Linked DNA regions of Homo sapiens: region 1 is linked to region 2. A link is an interaction called in ENCODE POLR2A ChIA-PET data of the cell type or tissue named here. Cell type or tissue: OCI-LY7. All regions are shown on one strand.

Region 1 (2,500 bases), 97 kb after region 2:
TCCCTGCTAACACAGCATCTTCTGAAAGCTGCCCGTCTTAGCTGATGACTGTTGTGAGGGTTAATTTTTATGATGGGGCTGTCTACTATTTCCTAAGTGCACCAGAGGAAAAGTGCATAAGAAGGAAAGAAAAAAAATAGGAAATCAAATAGACTTATTTCCAAAATGTTGCTCTAATAACAACATTAAGGTGATATTTTGGTGCTGAATTATTCTGAATCCACTAACTATCTGTACCTCTTTGTACCTCTTTGTTCCTTCTTTCAGAATGCTGGAAGATGACCTTAAGCTAAGCAGTGATGAAGAGGAGAATGAACAGGTAAGATTCTCTTTTATGTCATCATCCTTTGGAGGTGACACTGGTAACAGTTACCTGGTGGACTGTGCCGGGTGTTAACCAAGCTGAATGGTGGCACTCCAGGCTGCTGGTCTTTTGTCTGCTAAGTGTGAGCTTCTATGCAGTTGGGTCAGTATATTAAAATAGCTTGCCCATAATTTCCCTTAAGCCTTGAATTCTGTAATTTTTTATGATATTGAGACCAGCAATGGGTATTACAAGGAAGCTAAGATCAGGCTTCCCTCAGAAGTAGACAGAGCCTTTTTTTTTTCTTTTTTATTTATTCATGTGTGTGTGTGTGTGTGTGTGTGTGTGTGTGTGTGTGTGTGTGTGTGTGTGTGAGAAGCTAACTGGCCTTCTGGAGATCAAACATATGACCTTAACCTCATCAGCATGCAACAGGCAATCCGTAACATTAAATATTGAGAAGTCTTACACAGATATTATTAACATTGAGAAGGAGCAAATGTAGAGGTGAGCCAAAATGATGAATAAAAAGTAATTATGCTCAGTATAGGCTGTTTGTCTTAAATGATAAATGTGCTTGAAATATTCTCCCCTGGTGTTGATTTATCAGCTCGAGACATCAGTTAGGGGGTTATAAATACTCTTCTGATCAGTCAGTTAAGGTGAAAAAATATCCACTTAACATTCATCACTTTCACTTCTGCATTTCAAGAAATGTTTGTATTTCAAAGCAAGTTTAAAAACACTAAAGACAGATTTTTCTACACTTCTGTTTTCTTTTTCTCATCCCCTATGTTGTATTTTGTCAAGTTTAGATACATGTGATGGGTAGAAAGACAATTCAGAGAGGCTTTTTTTAATAAGTCATTTTTGTATGCAGTACAAAATAATAATGCTGTTCTGTTGGTTTTGGAATAGTGAATTAATAGAAAGGTATCATGAAATGCTATGCAGATGATTTGCTGTCTAGACATGCAAATACAAATAACTTACAGAGAGAACAAGCAGAGGTTAAATAAAAGTCAAAGGAGAATTTCGAGGAAGAGTGAGCAGAGCATAGCTATGAGGTCACAGAAGAGGTTACTCATGTCATGGGAGAAACTGAGGCACGAAAAAGGGAGAAGAGCTTGAGGAGTCTGGAAACCAGATTGGCAGGTGGAGAATACCCAGTGGAAGAAGGTTAACTGGGCAAAGAAGGCCACTCAGGCTTCGAGTGTTTTACAGATCTGTTGATTTGTTTCCAGGGCAGCCAGATATCTGCCACACAGCAATCTTAGCAGAAATGTAGAATGACTTCACTCCTAATTTTGGCTTCTTATCTACATGATGATAAGCAAATGATTTCAACTCTTTGTGTTTTTTCCCATTAAGTGGCCTGGATACATAGATTATGGATTAAATCATATCAAACATGTAAATTGTGTATGCTTTTTATTAGAAAAAGGGTTCACAGACTATTTCAATCTGCAAACCTTTTTAAATTTGGAAATAATTTCCTGAGCTATTTCCAGGAAGTATTTCCAATGAAAACTCAATTTTAATAAACATTACTAATGACGTACTATACATGTTCTCTAAGGCAGTAAGAGCTTTTAGTTGACTCATTTTGCTTTTTAAGCTACCCCCTTCCATTCTGTACTCATTGATAATATTGTGTTATGAATGTACAGGTCAGATCCTTTATTCTTGCATTTAATTCCTATGTGAATATACCTTCCTATTTTTGCAATAAAAGGAACTGACAGAATGAATAATTTTTATACATTAATCCCTTTTTCCTAATTAAGACTCCAGACAGTGGTTTTGCGTATGATAGTTTAAGTTATTGCTTCAACAGTAATTGCATTAAGTTGTCCTGCTTTGGCCTATAATTATAACCTGGTCTAATCACAAAGTTGTAATTCCCATACTTTTAAACAAGACTAATGATATGGTATTTTTTTCTCTTCAAGACCAAACTATGCTTTATCCCGGAAGCAGCATAGCCGGTGCACGAACACACACACACACACACACAGACACATACACTCATTCCCTGGCATTCTGAGATAATTGAACATTTAACATAAATGATTTTTCTAGATGTAATCAGAGTTTGCACCGTAAACCCAAAATATTTTAAAAATCCCTTGCCTCAGTAAACACTACAGTGTATGAAAAATCCTTAACCTTTTCTGACATTATATCTGGCTGTCT
Region 2 (2,500 bases):
CCAGGGAGTGGCCTTGGGTAAGACTTAGTGTTGTGCTGGCTTCAGGTGTGACCCAGCACAGTCCCAGTCGTGGTAGCCACAGGGGTGCTTATGTCACCCCACCCCCAGCCCCAGGCTGCTCAGCACAGGGAGAAAGAGAGACTCCATTTGTTTGGGAGAAAGTAAGGGAAGAGAACAAGAGTTTCTGTCTGGTATTCCAGAGAATTCTTCCTGATCTTATCCGAGACCACCAAGGCAGTACTTCTGTGAGTCTGCATGAACTACAATGTTACTGGACTTGGGGTGCCCCCTAATGCAGATACAGTGTCAGTCACAACACCCAAGTCATTTCAAATACCTGGAAAGCCTTCCCAAGAAGGACAGCTACAAACAAGCCCAGACTGCAAAGACTACAATAAGGACCTAATTATTCAGTGCCCAAACACCGGTGACATCTGCAAGCATCAACATCATCCAGGAAAACAGCCTCACCAAATGAACTAGATAAGGCATAAGGTGTCAGGGACTAATTCTGGAGAAACAGAGGTATGTGACAGAGAATTCAAAATGGCTGTTCTGAGGAAACTCAAAGAAATTCAAGGTAACACAGAAAAGGAATTCAGAATTCTATCAGATAAATTTAACAAAGAGATTGAAATAATTAAACAGAATCAAGCAGAAATTCTGGAGTTGAAAAATGCAGCTGACATACTGAAGAATGCATCAGAGTCTCTTAATAGCCAAACAGATCAAGCAGGAGAATGAATTAGTGAGCTTGAAGACAGGCTGTTTGAAAATGTATGATCGGCAAAGACAAAAGAAAAAAAGAATAAAAAACAGTGAGGCACAGGTATAAGATGTAGAAAATAGCCTCTAAAGGGCAAGTCTAAGAATTGTTGGCCTTAAAGAGGAGGCAGAGAGAGAAATAGATAGGGAGAAAGTGTATTCAAAGGTATAATAACGGAACCTAGAGAAAGGTATCAATATCCAAGGACAAGAAGGTTAGAGACCACCAAGGAGATTTAACCCAAAGAAGGCTACCTCAAGAAATTTAATAATCAAACTCCCAAAGGTCAAGGATAGATACAAAATCCTAAAAGCAACAAGAGAAAAGAAACAAGTAACATACTATGGTGCTCCAGTACATCTGGCCGCAGACTTTTCAGCGGAAACCTTGCAGGCCAGGAGAGAGTGGCGTGACATATTTAAAGTGCTAAAGGAAAAAAAACTTTTACCCCAGAATAGTGTATCTGGTGAAAATATCCTTCAAACAGGAAGAAGAAATTAAAACTTTCTAAGACAAACAAAAGCTGAGGAATTTCCTCAACACCAGACCTGTCGTATAAGAAATGCTGAAGGGAGATATTTAATCTGAAAGAAAAAGACATTAATGAGCCAGAAATCAACTGAAGGCATAAAACTCACTGGTAACAGTAAGTACACAGAAAAACAGAATATTGCAACACTGTAACTATGGTGTGTAAACTATTCTTAGGTAGAAAGACTTTTAAGATGAACCAATCCAAAATAATAACTGCAAAAAAGAAGACCCATTTGTATGTTGTGTTGGGAAAGATGCTCAGTGAAAAAGAGTATATCACCAAACAGTATGACCTCATTAAATATACATATATTAATATAATCCCCATCTTAGTGCATGTATATAAAAATCAGATAAGTACCCAGTGCTTAACACTGGTCACCATTGACATTATCTGCAGGTGTTAGGATCCTGGGGGGTTTCACTCTCCTGCATTTGCTATTTTTTTTGCAATGTTTAACTTTTTAACCAGAAGCATATGTTATTTAAGCAGAAAATATTATGGAAATACTTTTTCAATAAATACTTTTTCAATTAAAAACTAAAATGAAATCATGTGTCCCAAACCCACCAGGGATCACATATGAAATTAAGAACTTCATTGAGTCAGGAATTGAGACTGAAAATATTGAGACACAACAATTAAGGAAGGTTAAGAATAGAGAGCAGAAGTTGCCCTGAGCCCTGCATGTGGCTCCACCAAAGTCAGAGGAAGCTGCTCCAGGCTGGGGATTCCCAGAGACATCCCACTCTGCTTGTGATCCCAAATGCCTCGAGGAGTGCAATGGCGCAATCTCAGCTCACTGCAAGCTCCGCCTCCCGGGTTCATGCTATTCTCCTGCCTCAGCCTCCTGAGTAGCTGGGACTACAGGTGCCTGCCACCGCACCCAGCTAATTTTTTGTATTTTTAGTAGAGATGGGGTTTCACCGTGGTCTCAATCTCCTGACCTCGTGATCCGCCCGCCTCGGCCTCCCAAAGTGCTGAGATGACAGGCGTGAGCCACCGCACCCAGCTGCAGCTCACCATTTCACTGATGGTGATGGCCAGTTTACTGATGCACAGCTTTAATGGTTACTATGTTATATTACATTATGCCAAATTATGCTGCTTTGGGTTACAACGTGTGATGTTACATAGTGTCATATACATGTTTACTGTCTACCTCATTTTACCAGAATGTAGCCACCTGGAACAGTGCT

Evidence for each region. ChIA-PET counts read pairs that join two places held together with the same protein. Peaks named below come from ENCODE experiments on the same cell type or tissue, not always from the same donor. Only the 100,000 strongest peaks of a DNase experiment are listed, where the experiment ranks them.
Region 1: POLR2A ChIA-PET joins it to region 2 with 12 read pairs; 2 of 35 experiments call an interaction of 5 or more read pairs at or near these places.

Annotation. Positions count from the first base shown.
Region 1 is chr2:99,670,357-99,672,856 of GRCh38, reverse strand. It overlaps AFF3 (ALF transcription elongation factor 3), which reads left to right. Exons shown (of 25, transcript NM_001386135.1): 12 at 268-319. Among named protein-coding and RNA genes, the nearest start is that of REV1, 180 kb to the right of the region's middle. In OCI-LY7, no CTCF peak of the experiment used is centred here; a DNase peak (open chromatin) is centred at 986; H3K4me3 peaks cover 1,593 bases; H3K27ac peaks cover 1,762 bases.
Region 2 is chr2:99,767,491-99,769,990 of GRCh38, reverse strand. The region is part of intron 8 of AFF3 (ALF transcription elongation factor 3); the gene reads left to right. Among named protein-coding and RNA genes, the nearest start is that of REV1, 280 kb to the right of the region's middle. In OCI-LY7, no CTCF peak of the experiment used is centred here; no DNase peak of the experiment used is centred here.